4 separate regions of the Mus musculus genome follow, and all the other regions are linked to region 1. Evidence: chromatin loops called from intact Hi-C (ENCODE). Cell type or tissue: heart. All regions are shown on one strand. Each heading gives the region's core, and the rest is flanking DNA. Links, peaks and the distances in the headings are about the cores only. Region 1 holds the start of Rnd3 (Rho family GTPase 3). Region 2 has its middle 99 kb from the start of Gm13490. Region 3 has its middle 20 kb from the start of Rbm43. Region 4 holds the start of 1700057H21Rik (RIKEN cDNA 1700057H21 gene).

Region 1 (4,000 bases), core at 1-4,000:
GAGGCCTGCCAGATCATTGGCGGTGTCTTATTTGGTGCTCAGATATAGCTTAGATGATAAATTATCTGATGTCCAGTTCATTAACAAGTCAACTCAAAATAACTAATAATTAATTGTAGGTAAGGTGACTTTGACCATATAAACTATATCAATTCAGGAATGTGGCAGGCCAAGTCATCTCTCTGGAAGGGGAAGTGTCATAGGTTAAAAAAGAGAAAGAGAGAGAGAGAGAGAGAGAGAGAGAGAGAGAGAGAGAGAGAGAGAGAGAGAGAGAGAACAAAAATGTGCCCACTTCTTATTAGTAAGTCGACTAATGAATCCAGGATTCACCCAGACATGAGACTTGGTTCTGGGCAAGCAAGTGGGAGCTACAGGGAAATACCAAGTACAGGCAGGCGCCATTGTCATCTTCTTACCAATGTCTTCATGAAACCTATTTTAAAGAAGATAAAGCTAAGGCTTACAGAGATGAAATGACTACTCCAGTGTCACTTAGCCAGAAGCTGTGAAGCTCATGGCCTAAATGCATCTTTGTCTGAAAGCCCCCACTGCTCTGCCCAATCTCCCTCGACCACACAAACAGCTTGAGGAGCATTTCCCGCACTAGGAAGACTAGGGAAATGCTAGGGTAAACTCTATGAAGTTCACATAGGATACTTTTCCCTCTGTGACATGACAGTGCAACCTAAGACTTTAAGAGATGATATTGGGGCAAACGAATAAAGCTCTGCCAAGCAAATTTTGGCAAATGCAGACATATGACCTCGGCCAGCTCTGCCCTTTCCATGGTCAGCCTGTGTAAAACACACCTATCCCCAAAGATAGATTCAGGACTGTCTTTAGGGGACGACTTCAAGGTTCTCGAGTCTGAAAGAAGTAAGATAGCATTCTAGGTCCTGTGATTTCATGATTCTAGTAATTCACTACATATTCAGTCACTATACTTTCCTTAAAGGGTTGTGTGTGTATGTGTAAGTACTTATATGTATGTGTTTAGTATATGTGTGGAAGCCAGAGGTTGTTTATCTTCCTCAATTTCTATCTACATTATCTTTGAGTCATGGCCTCTCACTGAATCCTGAGTTCCTCAATTTGACTGGATTGGCTGGCTAGCAAGCCCCACGGATCCTCTGGGTCTGTCTCAGGAGTGCCTCCTTATATGGGTGCTGGTGGTGAAATTCAAGTCGCACTTGACCAAGCCCTTCACAGGCTGAACTTTCTTCCCAGACACCTTCACTACAAATTTAATAACTGACGCTTCCTGGCTGTCGGGGTGACTGGCAATGAAGACACTGTTCTCAGAAGACAAGAGAACAAACACAGTCTTGTCTGTCTCTTCTAAGACTTGTTGAAAGGGAGACTTGGAATGACTGGAGTACGTGTGTGGAGGAGGGGAGTCCCTAAATTTTCCACAATGAGCATGTGTGCTTTTTAAGTCCAACTCCTTGATTCTTAGGTGAAGGAGGGAGGGTACAGCTGAAGGGAGCAAAGAGTGCTTAGACCCCTGGTTCTAGAGCTGTCACAGAGAGAGTGGCAGTTGCGGCCAAGTTTCTGATAGTTTTTGTCATCTCTCTTTTTTCTCGCCCCTGCACCTATTCACATTATCATGTCACTCCCCAAAGCCTCCTACCTTCTCTGGAATAGCTGAATCTGACAGTTTAAAAAGCCAGTCCTCTACAAAGGTCAAGGAAAACGAGTTCTAGTGTTTGAAATAAATCATCTATGTTATTATGTACTATATATGTAGATAGATAGATAGATACATAGATAGATACATAGATAGATAGATAGATAGATAGATAGATAGATAGATAGATAGATAGATAGATAGAAGATAGATGATAGGTAGGTAGATAGATAGATAGATAGATAGATAGATAGATAGATAGATAGATAGATAGATAGATAGATAATGATTTTATGGGTTTGGGAACACAAAAACTTAGCCTTTCCCTTCCAAGATTTACTTCTGTATTATTAATTTGATTGGGAATTTTTTTTTTTATTTTCACAAATGATGACGAGGCTTCTGGAGGCGAGCCCCTTGGAAAGCAATTTGAAAGGAATCCCAATGCAAATCCATGTGCACAGATTATCTGCTTCCCCTCACCCTGGCCCTGAACAACCTACCCATCTGCAAATCCTGCCTGGCACCTTCAGGTTATGCCAGAACCTGGGTCTGCAAGCCATCCTGCACGCCACCCTAGAGGGCGCGCTGCTTACACTTTCCGCCAACGGGGCGGCCGTGCTGGCTCCCAGGCTCCATAAAAGGGGAGGAGGCGGATCGGTTTCCTTCTCTCATTGAGAAAGCGGAGCGGATTGGAAGGCTGGGCGTATAAAGCGGCGCGGAGAGCGTGAAACAAAGCAGACCGATCGGAATTGGACTTGGGAAGAGAGGCGCGGAGTCAGGCAGAAAACTTGTAGGAGAGGAGTAAAGAGCCGCTGCCTCTCCTCCTCCACTCCGCTGTGCTTAAAGGGGTTCCCGCCGGCCTTGCGATTTATTTTTATATCTGCTTTTTATAGAGAGAAGTATATATATATATATATTTTTTCTTCTAAAGAGAAAATTCCTGTTCCAAGAGAAAATAAGGCAACATCAATGAAGGAGAGAAGAGCCAGCCAGAAATTATCCAGTAAATCTATCATGGATCCTAATCAGAACGTGAAATGCAAGATAGTAGTAGTGGGCGACAGCCAGTGTGGGAAAACCGCGCTGCTCCACGTCTTCGCCAAGGACTGCTTCCCAGAAGTGAGTGTGACCCGCACGTCTTGAGGGGAGCGGCTGGTGGGGTCCCCGGTCTGGAGGACTGCGCCTTTCTCCTGCTTCACTGATTTTCTTGAAAATCTTTCTCATGCCCAGCCGTCTCTGCCGCCACACGGCCGGGAAGCGAAAGTGTCCTGGAAGGGTCTTGGCTGGGACCCGCCAGCACCCTGGGCTCTTGGCCCCAGAAACTTGCTGGTTTCAGTGTGGGAGGCCGGGTGGGGAGACCTGGGTGGGCTCTCGGGAGGGGGCTGCGTGTTTACTGTGTAAGGAGTGTGAGGTTGTTGGTGGTGGTGGTTTTTTAATTGGGGGCTTGGTGGTTTTTCAAGTGTTCGATCTACGGGTCGTGTTTTTAATAATCTCTTTGCCACCTTCCTCTTCTGTCCCTTTCGTTCGTCCAGAATTACGTCCCTACGGTGTTTGAGAATTACACTGCCAGTTTTGAAATCGACACACAAAGAATAGAGTTGAGCCTGTGGGACACTTCAGGTAAGACTCGGCACACCGCGTGGCGGTCTGAACCGGTGCGCCCGGGGGCTCGGGATCTGGTGCCCTGTCTGCTAATGTGGCTCCTTGAGGGACTTCCCGGTCCCGAGCCGCCGGAAAATGTTATCCTTTCTGGGCAGGGGCAGCAATGGGAGTGATTGTGGTCTTGGGGACAGGAGGACGCTAGGTGTCCGGAGTGACCCTGCTGGAGGAGCCTCTGGTGGCCGCATGGCCTTGTGTTGTCCTTCCTTGGAGCCGTGCCGGAGCGGGCCGCCAGGGTGGCCCAGTGCTGGAGCATACAGAGCAGCGTGGAAGCCCTCCCGCTCGCGGAGGAAGCCCCTCATGGGTGTCACCAGCCATCTGGTTTGGGGGCAGGGGCGCAGGCTGAGCTGGGAGAAGATCCCCAAAGCCTCCGGGTTGCGTGGGGTGTTCCAGGCTGAGGGAGATGGGTGAATGGCCGGAGCCAGCGCCCGTGACGCCTACTGTCAGGAATGCGCTGGTGGTGCCGGCAGCGGCCACCGCGGGGCCTCCGCCCCCGCAGCCTCTGTGCCACCGGTGCAGAGCGGCTTCTGCGGCCGCCCAGGGATCACTCTGTGCCAGCTCTCCGAACATACCACTCCCCTACCCTTTTGCTTCGGCTTCGCCTGCCTGCAGAGCCGCAGGCAGCACCGATCGCCTTTGACCTTCCTGTCTACTTGAATTATTGGCGCCTTGGAGGGTTCCGTCCAGAGGTCTAGGGTTCAAGGCCGGGTT
Region 2 (4,000 bases), core at 1-4,000, 680 kb before region 1:
GTTTAAGAAGCCCACCAGTCCACCTCACCATTCCTGTGGGCTAGATGACACTTAAGGAGCCTCCTGGAGTACCACATAGTCTCTGGGTCTATTGTTCTCACAGAACCCCATACGTCCTCGCAGTTGACTGGCACAGCACCTGGGCCTTGATGGGAACTCACTATGCTTGGAATCATCTGCTCAGAAAACTCAGAGCTGACATGTAGACTTTCCTGACAATTCATGGAGGGTGAAGGGTCGAGGGAGGTATTTATATCACACACACACACACACACACACACACACACACACACACACACACACACACACCCCAGAGAACAAGTCCACCGTCATTTATTAAGAAAATCTTTGAGTCTTGGCTGCCCTCAATTTCTGGGAACAGTTTCCTCTGGTACCACTCAGCACTCAGCTTCTTTGCTTCTTATCACTGTAGCAATAGAATTCCACTTTCCTGTGCTAGTCGCCTATCTCCTCCAACTTGTTAACTTGCATTAGTAAACCCAAGAAGGCATTGGTTGATCAAAACTCACCCTTTACTTGGTTTATCCTGTTAGAAAACACTTATTGATCATACTCTTTTTTTCCCCTCCACTATACAATCCAAAGCCGGGTGGGTTGTGACAGAGTCCATTCTCATAGCTCTAGAGAATGTTAAATGTAACGGTGACTCTGGGGAATGTTAAATGCAACTGTGAAGATTTTCTTGTTTCACCCCTACTCCCTTCCTCCCCCCCAAAGAAAAAAATGGATGTTTCCTTCACCTTCATAAATCTCCAAGCCATCTATTTTCCTTCTTTGTAGACAATGGAGTTCCTTGGGTTGGATGGGGAAGGGCTCCAGGCAGGCAAAACCTTTTTTTTTTTTTTCTCTTTTGTCAGCACCCAAAAGAATGAGTTTGGTCTCCTTCATTTCCAAGTGGGTGATAAGAGAAACATTGTACTTCAAATTTAATAAAGATGGGAAATTTTCTTCAGGGAAATTCATCTTTCAAATGTCAATGGACAACTTGAAATTTATGTTAGACTCCTCTAGAAATAAGAACTGCTGGCGATTAGAGAAGCTTGGGAGTGATTTCTGCATGCATCCAAAATAAGGAAGTTTTTACTTTACTTGACAAGGAAATTAAAGGCAGTGAATAGATTATTCAGTGGACTGCTGATGTGGCCCAACGTCCTCCTGGCAGGTGCACTGTGCTCAAATATACATGATAATGCTTCAAATGTAAATAAGGTTAATGAATTTTAATATTCCTCGGGATCTTGTATGCACGCTCCCATTTGCATAGTGACTTATTTCGCAAGTCCCTTTGTAAATATTGCAATGAAATAAACATAAGAGAAGAACACAAAGAAGTGCATACAATTAACTCAGCAGACAGCCCTCCATGAAGGCCGATTGGATCATATCACAGGATCACAGGCATCAGGGGTGGAAGAGTCCCCTAAGCAGGCCAGCTGATCCTTCTTTATAGCGGGAATTATTTTTTTTAGGGGCTTTCAAAAAATTAGCTTGGATCAAATCAATGTGCTTCAGGTGACAGGGTTTGCCTTCAGAAAGACATTTGCAGAGTCTCTATTTGAAGAACTGTGGTCTGCAAGATGCGGTGTAAGGGATGAAGAAGGGAGGCCTCTACCAAACCCTCTGGGCATACACGTACACTATGAATGGGGTAGCTCCTGACTGGGCATCCTCACCAGGCCTTGAACTTATTCTAGAAAGCATCATAGCACAAATACTGTCTAGAATGTGTGTGTGTGTGTGTGTGTGTGTGTGTGTGTGTGTGTGTGGTGTGTGTGTGTGTTGAGGTGTTCTTTTGGACTTGTTCACTTGGAATCTTTAGCGTCCCCCATGTGTCATGTGTCAGTGGCTAGGTAGAGAGAGAACATTAAAACCATGTGGTACAGTTGATTTCAGTGGAATGTATACACTAAGGTTTTCATTTTTATGTATTTTTTTTAACTATGTGCCTCTATAACATTGGCTTGTAGGCAAGTTGCTGGGGGGGGGCATTTCCTTGATTTGTGATTGATGTCCACTGTGGATGATGTCATGCCTGGGCTGGCGGTCCTGGGTTCTTTAAAGCTGAGCAAGCCATGGAGGGCAAGCCATTAAGCGGCTTTCCCCTATGGCTTCTGTTTCCATCTCTGTCCTCTTTTCTCTTCATAAAGAACCATAATCTGTAAGATGCTTTTCCTCCCTGAGTCATGATGATATTGCGTTTGTTATGGCATTTATCACAGCAATAGAGAGCAAACTAGGACAGCGAATAAGAGGGAAGACCACACAGTTTCTAAATATTGCCTTGAAAGCAAGTCTGTTCGGTCAGCAGAGGGAGCTCCAATCAGGAAACACGAAGGAGGAAAAGAAATGAAGCCTGTACTTCAGAGGAGGCAGGGTTCCAGCAGGGGTCAGGAGTTCAGTTCGAGTTTTCTGAAGGAAAAACAAAATGAAAGCATTAGAAAGGAAAGAGATCAGAAAATTGCTGCAAGAGTAATAATAATAAATTTAAAATGGGAGGGAATTAGGTGGCATGATTAGCAGCTGTCACTACCTCGATCAGAAAAGCTGGTTAATTGCCCATGTAATACAGGTGCATAATTTCCTACCCATACACTTCACGGGGGACTCACAAATGAATTACATGCCACTTCCATTAGGTTGCTGACGATGTAAGTCCAAGCAATACCTTTGACTTAGAAGGAACTACAGTGATTAAAAACTAGCTTCATAAATGCATACAGAAGTGCTCTCTCTCTCTCTCTCTCTCTCTCTCTCTGTGTGTGTGTGTGTGTGTGTGTGTGTGTGTGTGTGTATGTGTTTCCAAGGCCTTGGATTGAAGGTAGGGGTTATGATTTGCTTCTTTGTTACAGAGATTTGAGAAGAAGGCCTGAGAGTTAAACTGCTTTGTCCTCAATTGATGGGCGTCACAACACAAACACCATGAAATTCATCATTCGATTTATTGCCTTATGCAGCTAAGTACCCCACATAAGTTCAAGAGTTTCTGCAAGCACCACACTCCTACTTGCCCAGTTTTCTTTCCCTCATTAACTCTGGCCTCTGACACTTGGTGGTAGCCAATGGTCCCCACAGAAATTCTGACGTTGTGGGACAGAGTCCAAGTGGAAAAAAGAAACTTGTGGGGATTTGCTGATCTCCTGTTCTTTTTTTGCTTATCAATCTTTAATGCCTGATGGATGTCAAATGCAAACAACATCAGTGACTACAAAACATGTTCTCTCTCTCTTTTAAGGCTAAGCATACTTGGCTATTCCTTTAAAATATTCTAGTCCTGAAAACTGGGATGTACCTTCTATCATACTTCAAGCATTCAGAAGCACCCCTCATTGTGGTGCTTGAAGGAAGTGGACCCTCTTTCCCCGTATATGATTTTTTTTAAAGTTGAAATTTGTTTTCTTCATATAATGTATTTTGATCATTTCCCCTCCCCTAACCCTTCCCAGATACCTACCCAACTTTATGTTCTTTCTCTCTATTTCAACAAACAAAAAATAAAAATTTAGAAGCAAAAATATAAACAAAACAAAAAACAAAAATCATACACAACCCTTCCCACAAAATCACATATCAAAAACAAAGACCAATAAGAAAAAAATAAAGGCCAAAACAAGCCCTAATGAAAGAGAGTCCACAAAAAAATACAACTTTTTTTTTTCTGTGATGGCCAACTATTCTTGGGCATGGGGACTGCCCTGGAGAATGGTTAATATACTTAAGATACTCCTTTAGAGAAAATCTATTTTCCCTTTGCCAGCAGATTTTTAGTTAGGGTGGGACACTATGTCCACTTCTAAGTCTCAGAACTGGTTCTGTCTTGAACACGTATGTGCAGGTCTGTGGATGCTCCCACAGCCTCTGTGGTTTCATGTGTACATCAGTCCTCTTGCGTCAGGAGAATGCTTCCTTGCAGTCATCCATCCCCTAGGGCTCTTATAATATTTCTGCCTCCTCTCCCACATAGATCCATGAGCCTTGAGGA
Region 3 (6,003 bases), core at 1,129-5,128, 770 kb before region 1:
TTATTGACAGAAAAGCAAGGCATAGTCAGCTGGGCTGACTGAATCCAAGCAGTGGAAAATAAGAGCTGTGATATCAGGGGTTTCAGATATTTCCTTTTTATTAGGGATTCTGAGAAGCTTGGGAAGCAGGGAAGAATTTTTATTCTCACCAGGAATTTTTTCATATCTTCTTCTCAGAGAGGAGTCTTTCAAAAAAAAATATTTGTAGTTTAGCTTCTCAAGAACTGGACCACACCATGCCAGATTGTGATACCTAGAGGAGAGGGGGTTAGGATATACAATAAGAAATTCTCCACAATAAATTCTCAGAAAACAAGGTTGGGTATTGATCAATTTCTGAAACCGTGACCTGAGACTCCCAGGATCTAGGATCTAACCCCGTGTCTTTCCTAGAGTTCAGCATTTGCTAATTCAGTGTTCTTGGAGACTTCATAGGGCATAAATACCAATGATGGGTTTGTAATGTTAGGGAGCCCGAGTCACCAGCCATTCTTGTGTAAGGACTTGGTAAGGGCTGGATGCTACAAGTTCTTTTTTGTTTTTGTTTTTGTTTTTGTTTTTTTTTTTGAGGCAGGCTGTCCTGGAACTCACTCTGTAGACCAGGCTGGCCTCGAACTCAGAAATCCACCTGCCTCCACCTCCTGAGTGCTGGGATTAAAGGCGTGCGCCACCACTGCCTGGCTTAAAGGGATCTCACAGAGACTCTTGCTATTCTTCTCTAGTGGGCTCTGCACTCTCTTGTCAAGGGAGCCTTGTGTCCTGTGTCCCCTGTTATTGGAGGAGGGGGTGACAAAAGACAGTAAGGTAATCTGCAGCTCAACAGCGGAGCTCACTCTCACTCACTTCAGCAGACGTCTGCCAGCCTGCAGCCTCTGGTGTTTCTTTTGGGTCAGATACAGAGGACATTTTTCATTCTGGCCTTGCCCACCCCGTTTTTTTTTTTTTTTTTTTTTTTTTTAAGCTCTCAACACATGATTGAAAAAAATAGAGCAATTACCACACACTAGATCATTTCTGGAGATCTGAGGGGAAGGAGAGTAATGTGAAGTCTGAACCTGTTACCCGTGCCGATGGAAGCTTTGACTGATGGAAGCAGTCAAGGCAGGTTTGCTCTGGGCTGGGGCTTGAAGTCACATTAAACTGAAACTGTAGTGGATGTGCTGGATTGTAACTTTATTTTTAAAAGATTATTTATTATATACATAATGGTTTCTGCCTGCATAGATGCCTGCAGCCCAGAAGAGGGCACCACATCTCATTACAGATGGTTGTGAGCTGCCATGTGGTTGTTGAGAATTGAACTCAGGACCTCTGGAGGAGCAGCCAATGCTCCTAACCTCTGAACCGTCCCTTCAGCCCTGAAACTTTTAACTTTTGATGATGAATGTAAAGGTGGCAATGTAAACCTGAAGTTCTCTTCTATAGTCATTAAGACTTGAAAAGTTGTTACCCCTGGGCTCCTGTTTGTGCATCCGGTGTCCAGGATGGAGCTGTGTTTATTCTTAGCTGCTCTTCTTACTACGTTGTCCCCTTCTCCTCTTCCTCATACTCCTCTTCCCCTCCCTCCTCATCTACTATCTCCTCCTCTTCCTCTTCTTCCTCCTCCTCTTCATCCTCTTCTTCCTCATGCTACTCTTCCTCCTTCTCTTCTCTCCCCTCCTTTTCCTCTTCCTCCTTGTACTGGCTAGTTGTGTGTCAACTTGACACAGCTGGAGTTATCACAGAGAAAGGAGCTTCAGTTGTGGAAATGCCTCCACGAGATCCAACTGTAAGGCATTTTCTCAATTAGTGATCAAGGGGGAAAGGCCCCTTGTGGGTGGCTGGTAGTCTTGGGTTCTATAAGAGAGCAGGTTGAGCAAGCCAGGGGAAACAAGCCAGTAAGTAACATCCCTCCATGGCCTCTGCATCAGCTCCTGCTTCCTGACCTGCTTGAGTTCCAGTCCTGACTTCCTTTGGTGATGAAGAGCAGTATGGAAGTGTAATCTGAATAAACCCTTTCCTCCCCAACTTGTTTCTTGGTCATGATGTTTGTGCAGCAATAGAAACCCTGACTAAGACACTCCTCTTCTTCCTTCACTTCCATCTTCTCCTCCATTTTCCCCTCTCCTTTTCCATCCCTCTGTTTCCTCTTCTCCTTCTCTTACAGGGTTTTTCTATGTAGCTCAAGCTGGCCTGAAACTCAGGGTTTTCTTGCCTTAGCCTCTCAAGTGTTGGGACTATAGGTGTTTAACACATGCCTTCTCAATTTTATCTAACCCCTTCAGAATATGTATTTTTAAGTAACTCACGGCATTGTGCTGGTTGGTAAATGTTAACATGATACAAACAGGGACTGCCTACATTAGATTGTTTCATGGGCATGTTAGAAGGGCATTTCCTAGGTTAATGATTGATGTGGGAGGGCCCAGCCCACTGTGGGTGATGTCATCTCTGGGCAGGTGGTCCCAGGTTGTATAAAAACTCAGGTTGAGCAAGCCCAAGGCAGTGTGCCTGTAAGCGGCATTTCTTCTTGACCTCTGCTTCAGTTCCTGCCTTCCTAGTCCTGCCTAAGTTCCTGCCCTGATTTCCTTCAATGATGGACAGTGGAAGTACAAGCCAAACAAACCCTTTCCTCTCTGAATTGATTTTGGTCAACGTTCATTGCAGCCATAAGATGCAAACGAGAACAGTAATGATTATTTTTAAACACACAGATAGAAAAGTATGCTTTAATGTAGTTGTAGTGGAAAACACAAACTTTCCATATAATGGAGAATTGGAATTATCCAAGGTACACCAATGTTTCTAAGTTTGATGCTTCCTTTATTTTCATATTAGTTTGACATTCTATATAATCAACTATTACTCTAAAATATGTTAATTTTAACATCTCATTTAAAATACATCATTTCCAGGACAGTTTATACTTCTTTTGTCCTGTCTTCTGGTCAGGGATCCTGGCCTTGAGAATTTTTAAAATGCATTTATATGATTTTCTTTTATATCACCTCACCTCTGTTCTTTTGGTGTGCCATGACAAAAGCCAGGAACTGTTCATTACCTTAGAGTAGGCCTTCTTTACCTTCCCCAGGCCGACCTGAATGTGGTCATGAATGTCACCAAGGAGCAGCAGTGTGAAGCATGAGATGTTGGCACAATGGAAGTGCTAGGGACCAGTGGCCAGAAATTCCAGCACAAACAATGGTGATGTCACTGTGAGTGATGGACTGTGACATCCTCATTAGTAATCTGAGGACTCAAATGAATGGGTAAACTGTTAGCTTCTGACTCTTAACTTGGATTTCAGTGTAATCTCTCAATATTAAAGAGACTCGCTGCTCAGGAGTGTGTTGTAGGTGACTTAGCTGGGCTGTCCTTGAGTGGGAACTAGTTTCTCCAGGATTGGCTTTTTTGTTTCAAAATTGGGTTGAGACTCAGAAGCAGTTACAATCTGATAAAGCACTAGAGGGCGCCAGACCCCTTTGTGAGGAATTCTTTGTCCTGCAGAGCCTGTCAACCTGTGACTTCAGGGATCAGCCTGAGTCCATTGGCAAGATTACACATGCATTAGAAATGCAACAATCACAGACTTTAGAGAGTAAAGTTACGATTGCACATTAAAACGGACTTGAGAGACCTATTACCTAAGACAATCTATGGACCTTACTTGAGTCATAGAGCAAACATCATTCTTAAAGTGATCTTTGTGAGACAACCAGGGAAATTCGATCAGGAATAAAAGTTATATTATGGAATTATTATTTGTTTTATTAGGTGTGGTAATGGTATCTTGGCAATGCTAAAAATTCCTTAACTATTAATGTTTTCATGGAATCACTTGATGCCAAAACTCATTATAAAATATTCTACAAAGGGGTTGGAGAGATGGCTCAGCAGTTAGAGCACTGACTGCTCTTCCGAAGGTCCTGAGTAATCCCAGCAACCACGTGGTGGCTCTCGACCATCCGTAATGAGATCTGGCGCCCTCTTCTGGTGTGTCTGAGGACAGCCACAGTGTACTTACATATAATAAATAAATCTTTAAAAATATTCTACAAAGGTGGGATGCAGCTTAGTTATAGATAGTTGTCTAGTATCTACGATAAAGTGATAAGGTGTGCTCATATCCCTGACTCTCTTTCTGTCTCTCTCTGTCTCTCTCTGAGTAGTGGATAATAGAAGACATTAGACGGATATTAGCTTGATAGTTGTTGGAACAGGCGTTCATTGAAGCATTTGTTGTACTTTTGTGAGTTTCTGAAAAATTCTGTGAGAAATAAAGATGAGGTCTGGAGAAGTGTTTCAGCTGACGGGGTGAGTTTGACAATCTGAGGTTGCTTCCTGGAACCCACAGGGCAGAAGGAAGAACCCTCTGATCACCACACATGCAGTGTGTGCTAAACACACACACACACACACACACACACACACACACACACGAGAGAGAAAGGGAAGATGAAAATGTACTATATATATTTCAATGTGTATTTATACTTTAAAATTTTGTTTTATACACACACACACACACACACACACACATATGATATGCCTTTCTTAGCTTACAAAGTCAGATGTACAAGAAAATAGTACTCCCCCCCCCCATACTCCAGTACTTTCAATTTCTAGTTTGAGCCTCTTTTCTAGATGTCAGAAATGAACATCATTTATGCCAGACTTCCCTGGTATTTCACTATCAGAAACATAACCCAAGAGAGTCTGGGATATCTCCTTTTTCCACAGCAGAATTGCAGAGTGGGAGTCAGGGCATGCAGGGGGTGGTGGGAGTTTGCTGATGGATCTAGTGTGTCATCTTAGGTCAAAAATCTCTTAAGTCCATTTTGTTCTTCTCTTGTATCCTTGTAAACAATAGCCACATTGTCTGATGAAAGTCTGCAGGGGCTCCCGGGTCTGCCTCTCAAATGGACCCCCAAGCCTCTCTTGAAACAGAAGTCATACCTGGAGGTTTCCCTCTGGCCTTCTTAGCTCCATGGCTCGGTCATTTCTGACGGGCCACACCTATGGCAGGTGTGGTATGGCGGCCTTGAGAATTCTAGGATACTTGCAGCTTCCACAGGTCCAATAGGAGAATAATTACTCTGGCTTTTAAATCTTCTGACACATCTAGGCTTTTAAAGGGTCCCAACAGGGTGAAAGGCTAGGGTGTGGGTCAATGGTATAATGCATGGCTAGCATGCGCACAGTTCCACCCCCAGCATCATACACACAAAAGGTAGTTAGGAATGTGGGGTCGGGACTTGAATAGACCTGTGTTCTGACCCAGAACCTATGCCTTAAGTGGGTATCAGGTATATACTTAAGTTTTTTTTTTTTTATTTTTATACAACATGTTAGTATTTATAAAGCAGAGTCAGTGAAATTTTGCTTAAACAAGACTAAGTACAACAAAAAGAATTTGGACCTTCGTATAAAACTCATACATGACAGGCATTTAAAAAAACATTATTAGCAAAAAGACAACAAGCAGGAAAAGCCTCTTATCTAATTTTTCCACCTGGTTACTGGATCTTTCTCCTAAGACTTAGTAAGCTATTAGCTCGGGCCTTAAAGGGCCGTGTGGGAATCCAGGTGGAGCCCCAGGCACCAAAGCTGCCACGACTTAGGAAAAATGTTCTCTCTGGCATCCAGTCCGAGGTCTGTGGAGCTGAAACTCCCCTGGTATTTTAAGAAAATAACTGGGAAGCTTTCGTTCCCAGTGCGGCCCATCCTTTATGAGCTGTCAGTGGAAAGGAAGCAGATGAAAGAGGGGGTGGGGGGAATTCTTACAGTATCATGTCACTGTGGCCTCAGGGAAACAGAGGAGAAGAAACCCAAGCAATTCATAGTGGACAAGCTTCCAGATGTTTATTGTCAAGACTTCTGCTCAGGATAGAAAGAAAACCTTAACTGTGCTATGTCCTTCTGCACTGTAAGAAAAAGCCACTCTTCGTTCCTCGGGTCTTCCTACCTTGATGGCCTCTGCGGTCTGGTCCAGAGAAGGAAGATGGCGGGTTGGCTGTTCTGTTT
Region 4 (5,707 bases), core at 1-4,000, 290 kb before region 1:
TTTCTGCTTAAGTATCTAGAGGTAAGGGAAGACACATCAGGAGTCAGATTGCCATCCCCTGAGCTGGATTAAATTCTAACTACATAGAGTTTACATTTTTAAAAGTCCAGTTCCTTGGTTCCTAAGATGTCCTGTGATTGTGTGTTCTCTTGCTCAGAGATGCAATCCCTTCCACTATGCCTGAGAACATGGGGTCACACTCAGCAGTCACAACATCTAGAAATGTATTGATCCTACTAAAATAGACGCTTACTGTTGTTTGCTTGGCTGCTGGTCCCGGAGGTAAGAGCAGAGGATGGGCACTCATTGCTAAACAGAAAAAACAGAGTTCAGTGCTGGGAAGGAAGGGGTCACTCAAAGGCACAGGGTGTGCATGGGGTGTATGTGTGGGAGGTGTTTGGGAGGTGGGGGCTGGGGACGGGTCATTTGGGGAATTATTGCTCACTGCCCAGGTTGCCTGTAAATTGATGTTTGTTAGATACTGTGTTGAAATGGAAAACCCACAAATGGTTTCGCCAAGTCTCTGTAGTATTAACAACTCTCATTGGCCACAAGCCACTTGACTTTAATGGATTATCTGTCTTGGACTGTTGGGAAAAATGTCCCACCCTCCCCTCTCCGACTTACCATCACTTGTTCCTTGGAGTTCTTGTTACGGAGTGATCATTTGTTTCTGTTCCAGATTTGTGAACAGTCCTTAATTCACCAGAATCCAATCTAACGCCATTTAAGAAGCAGCATTCCATGTTAGGCAGGTGAAGTGCCAGCTCCTAGAGGCACAGAGATAATAATCTAGGCCATTTTACCACCCAGTGCAATAGCATCTGGGCAACGCAGACTAATCAAAAACCAGCTACAGTAAGCAGCATGACCCACCGGCTTCAGCCCTACGGAGATCCTCCCTGCCCTGCGCTCCTTGTTGTGTTTCATCCTCTCTCTGTCGCACAGCACTTGCCGATCACGTGGGAGTGGGTGTGATGCAGATGTTCTGTGATGTCACATAGCCCAATAAAGAGGCAGGGGTGCTTTGTAGCTTCCAGAAGGATTCCTAGGAGGAACTGACAAGTGGTGCTCTAAAGCCCAACCAACTCCATTTTTTAAAGAAGAAGCTCCAGTTTGTACGAGGCCTGACTCCAATTCCAGGATGAAAGCCATGAAGACCACTTGTGCGAACATCATACGGCAACTGCCCGGACTCCTGGACCCTACCCCTAGCAACGGCCAGTCAGGCTACACTGGCAGGGCCAAGGTACATATAACCTAAGACATCCTGCAGAAAATAGAAAATCTGGCCATCCTGTTTGTCAGGTGGTTTTGCCCCTGTATCTGGTTCCTACAGATTACGTCAGAAATGCAGTTTTAAAAATATTAACTTGCTGACCCGTATGGAAACTCGCCAAGCTTGTTGTAACCACTCATTTCTGAGCCATTGTCATGGTGCAGGTGAGAGTCCTTGCTCGCATTAAAGACCCTGTATGTTTGCATCGGAATTGACTCCTTGGTAGTCTTTGGGGTCCCTGAGACTTGGGCATAACAGTGCTAAGATAACGTAGTACAGACAGAAGCCTTGAGCATGCCATCAAATAAACTTCTTTCTTTACAAAGGAGACACTTTGAAGTGAAGCAGCATTCAGTCCTCCTAGTGAAACAGCAACGTACAATATAGTACGTCCAGAACTCCTTTTGTCATCTCCATTGCCTGTGCTTAGAACTGAAAGGCAGATTCTGTTGTGGTGTTTTGTTTTGTTTTGTTTTTTTCCCCTGCTTCTATTTGCTATCAGTTGAGAATATTATAATGTGGAGGTTGGGGCAGAGGAGAGGTGGGGGCATCTGGGGGTTAGCCTGGCTGAAGAGGAGGGTAGATTTCTGTTTGAAGAGTTTTCCCTTTTGAAAATATCCTAGGATTTCCATGCTGTTGTTTTGTTCTCACTTTGACACTGTTTATTTTTTTTCTTTTTTTGACTTTCCAAATTGTTAACTTTATTTAAATTGAAAAATATTTCTTAAAACTGCATATAGCATCAAGATCATTGATGAAAATCACCAGTATTTGTAAGGCAGAAACATTTATAGTAACAAAACTAGGGCGGGGGTGTTTTGCTGACATTGTCTGGGTACCACGAGCATGCACTGCCTGTGGAGGCCAGCAGAGGGCGCAGAATACCCTGAAACTGGAGCTGCAGAGACTTCTGCTGAGAATCCAACCAAGGTCCTCTAGGAGAGCAGCCAGTGATCTTAACAGCCCAGCCATCTCTCCAGCCCCTACTCCTGTCACTTTTTCAGAGACAATGCTTAAATTATAAAAGGGTGGAAATGATGTAACAAAAATATATGTATTTGTAAGTAAACTGTATTTAGTTTTCCTCTGTTGGCGAGGTGGTTAGAATCGATTTAGAAACAAATCCACAGGGCTACTTTTCTCTGTGGTGACTTGCAAGGGGAGAACAAAAACAACACAGTATTCTTTGGGGTCACCCTCCAAGCATTAAGGTGGAAGAGGGTCAAACCAAGCCACCATGTTCACAGCCAGCTGGTGCCCTCTGGATTTCTGTAAGTGGATCCACGCGGTTCACCTCTGACTCCAGATTCTCCCTGTTGAGTTTGGTTCCCTCAGGCCTCAAGGCTGCTCCTTTGTCTCTACCCTGGCTCCCAGGCACATGCTGAGCTCTTCAGCCTTCATTTTCTCTGCAGTTTTCCTTGCCTTCATTTACAGGAAGCAGCTGGGGGTGGAGGTCGAGGGACATTCTCTGGAACTTGTTATTGAACAACAACAACAAAAAAGGCACATGCCACAAAGATCACTTCAAATCAGCGCACCAGGTATTGTCCCATCCTTAAAATATGCTGTGCTGGGCTTCCCTTTTGCAAACTAAGGCCTCACCTGTTTTCTTCCGTGTTGATTTATCCTCTTTTTACATGAGTTTGAATCCCACATGCCATAAATAACACCTCACTTTAATATTCAGAAAAATGCAACCCCCTTCAATGTAGGAAATTTTCTTTCTTAGCACATGAGCCATGCATAATTGGGGAAAAATGTGTTTCCTGCTAGAGCTGGGTGGAACTTCATAAATGCCAGTTGGATCAAGGTTAAGAGCATTAAATCGTTTTTCTTTTTTTCTTTTTTTCTTTCTGGCTGCTTATTACAGCAGTTGTTTCATTTTTTTTTGTATTCTTTCTCTCTTGCCCCTCTCTTCCCCTCTCTCTTACTCTTCCACCCTTCTCCACAACTCTCTCTTCCCCTCTCCCTGCTCTCTCCCTCTCTCTGTTTCTTCCCCCTTCCCCCTCCCATCTCCTCTCTCCTTCTCTTTCCCTCTCTCCCCTCCCTCTTTGTGTGCTTGAATATAAGTCCACATATGCACAGTCCATGTGTAAAAGTCAGAAGACAACTTTGGTGTCAGTCCTTCATCTTGTTGGAGACAGAGAGCCATGTCTAGTTTTCTTCCTGGTGCTCATGACAGGCTACTGCCCTGCAAGGCTCTTGGGACTCTCCACTCACCATAGCCATGTCTCCCTAGGGGTGCTGGGATTACAGAAACACACACTGCCAGCTGGCTCTATGGGAATTCTGGGGATTCAAACTTGGCCCCTGACGCTGGCACAGCTAGTGTTGTATTGACTGAGTGACATACTCAGCTCATATATCAGTTATTGAAATGTGGGGTGCTGGGCTAAAATTCTGGAGGTATTGTTTTTCAGCCTATGTGTTACAGTTAACTATGCACATTTGAATATAAAATGTCCTGCGCAAGCTCATGCGTTTGAACTCCTGGTCATCAGCTAATGATTGTATTGAGAGCTGGGTGGAGGAAATGGATCACCAGGAAGGGTGGCCCTATGGTTATAGCCTGGCTATAGTTTCCCGCCAGAATGCTTTTATGATCTTTTGACATGTACACATTCCCAGCACTGTGGACCAAGGTGCTTTAGCTATCATTTATCTCCTGCCATGAGACTCACCAACTAGCCCTGCTCAAACCACAGGCCAAGATAAATTATTCTCTCCTCAAGTTGCTTCTGGTCAGAGAGTTGGAAGCAGCAATGAGAGAAGTAACGAACACATATGATTTCCTTCATTTGCTACTATATAATTCATGTGTACAGGCAATTCCCAACTATGTATCACTGATCAGTATGGATAGTTTCTGGCAAATGTATTGTTAGACTATTTTACCACTAAGTGAATATCAGAAATGTGTTTGCAAAAGTTTTCTTGATAGCTCACTACAAATCTAGATTATAATCTTATGAGACCACTATAATTCTGTGGTCCACTGATGACTTGTGGTTCACAAATGTCATTATGTCACATAGAACTGTGTGTCTGTGTGTATTCATTAACCTGTGTAGTTACCAATTTCAGAACTTTTTGGTATTTGGGGTAAATATATATTTCTACATAGTATCATTATTTATAGTCTAAAGAATTTCATTTAACGTCTTTAAACAATTTATTTATATTTCTCTAACAATTTTATTAATTAATCTAGATGGAGATTGATAAAAGGTTTATAAAATGTGAAATTATTGGTTGATAAGCTTTGTTTTAAGCACTTTAAGTATCTTATTTTTGTCTTCTTTCATTGATTTTGATAAGAGTCCAGGAAGATAAGAGTCGATTTTTCCTTTGTTTAGTATTTGAATCCTCTGACTGTTGTTAAGATACTCCCTTCGTTGTCGGCTTCATCAGCTTGGTTATGACATAGGTTGCAGTAAATTTTAGAAGTTTTTTGTTCTTTGAGTGCAATGGGTTCTTGTATACATAAATTTTTTTCCAAACTTAGAAAAATTTTGAGATTTGTGTAGGTTTTAGTATCTCCTTGGAAATTGGTTTAGATTTATTTCTTCACTATGTAAATGGCCAAATACCTTTTGTTTTTAAGGAAGAGATTTTCTGTGTTTATTTACTATTCTTATACAAGATTCCATAATAGACATTTTTAATTTTAAAAAGTATTTGTTTTTGGATTTTTGAACTCTAGAACAATTAATTATAATTAACTTTAATTAGCAATTTTGCTGGGTTTTGTACATTAATGTTATGGAAAGCATTTTCACTTAAAGGTTTCAGGTTTTAATAGAGGCAACGTCTTTAGGTTGTAGGGATGAAATATTAAACTCATATTGTTTCTTTTATTTTAATTTAATTTATTTATTTTTATTCTTTAGTTTATCCCCCTCCCAACTGTTCCAAAATCCCACACTTACCCCCCTGTCTGCAAGAGGATGTCCCCTCCCCCCAACCCCTAGACCTCCCCACTCCATGGGGCCCCAAGTCTCTCAAGAGTTAGGTGCATTATCTCTGACTGAGTCCAGACCTGGCAGTCCTCTACTATATATATGTCAGAGGGCCTCGAATCAGCTGATGTATGCTGCCTGGCTGGTGGATCAGTGTCTGAGAGATCCGGGGGATCCAGGTTAGTTGAGACTGCTGGCCCTTCTATAGGGTCACCCTCCTCCTCAGCTTCTTCCAGCCTTTCCCTAATTCAACCACAGGGTTCACTAGTTTCTGACCATTGGTTGGGTGTAAGTATCTGCATCTGGCTCTTTCAGGTGCTGGTTGGGCTTTGCAGAGGGCCATTATGATAGGCCTCTTTTTTGTAAGCATACCATAACATCAGCAGTAGTAGTGTCAGGGCTTGAGGCCTCCCCCTGAGCTGGATCTCAATTTGGGCCTGTCACTGGACCTCCTTTTCCTAAGGTTCTT

The links. Peaks named below come from ENCODE experiments on the same cell type or tissue, not always from the same donor. Only the 100,000 strongest peaks of a DNase experiment are listed, where the experiment ranks them.
Region 2: a loop joins it to region 1, with 4 times the contacts of the local background. A loop is called at or near these places in 7 of 42 quality-filtered maps.
Region 3: it touches region 1 in a loop (2.6-fold over the local background); 8 of 42 quality-filtered maps call a loop at or near these places.
Region 4: a loop joins it to region 1, with 2.0 times the contacts of the local background. A loop is called at or near these places in 2 of 42 quality-filtered maps.

What each region holds. Positions count from the first base shown.
Region 1 is chr2:51,147,474-51,151,473 of GRCm38, reverse strand. It overlaps Rnd3 (Rho family GTPase 3), which reads left to right and starts at 2,363. Exons shown (of 5, transcript NM_028810.2): 1 at 2,363-2,749; 2 at 3,163-3,250. The coding sequence starts at 2,600. In heart, for the core only: CTCF peaks have their summits at 2,214, 3,509 and 3,722; DNase peaks (open chromatin) are centred at 2,303, 2,883 and 3,643; H3K4me3 peaks cover 1,908 bases; H3K27ac peaks cover 1,710 bases; H3K27me3 peaks cover 603 bases.
Region 2 is chr2:51,828,814-51,832,813 of GRCm38, reverse strand. No RefSeq gene overlaps it. Among named protein-coding and RNA genes, the nearest start is that of Gm13490, 99 kb to the right of the region's middle. In heart, for the core only: a CTCF peak has its summit at 2,333 (motif pointing right); no DNase peak of the experiment used is centred there.
Region 3 is chr2:51,912,634-51,918,636 of GRCm38, reverse strand. No RefSeq gene overlaps it. Among named protein-coding and RNA genes, the nearest start is that of Rbm43, 20 kb to the left of the region's middle. In heart, for the core only: CTCF peaks have their summits at 1,235 (motif pointing right) and 3,440 (motif pointing right); no DNase peak of the experiment used is centred there; H3K27ac peaks cover 265 bases.
Region 4 is chr2:51,433,236-51,438,942 of GRCm38, reverse strand. It overlaps 1700057H21Rik (RIKEN cDNA 1700057H21 gene), which reads left to right and starts at 1,043. Exons shown (of 3, transcript NR_130155.1): 1 at 1,043-1,249; 2 at 2,714-2,820. Gm32434 (a long non-coding RNA gene) reads right to left here and starts at 951. Exons shown (of 5, transcript XR_374359.3): 1 at 877-951; 2 at 628-770; 3 at 254-309. In heart, for the core only: a CTCF peak has its summit at 2,141 (motif pointing right); no DNase peak of the experiment used is centred there.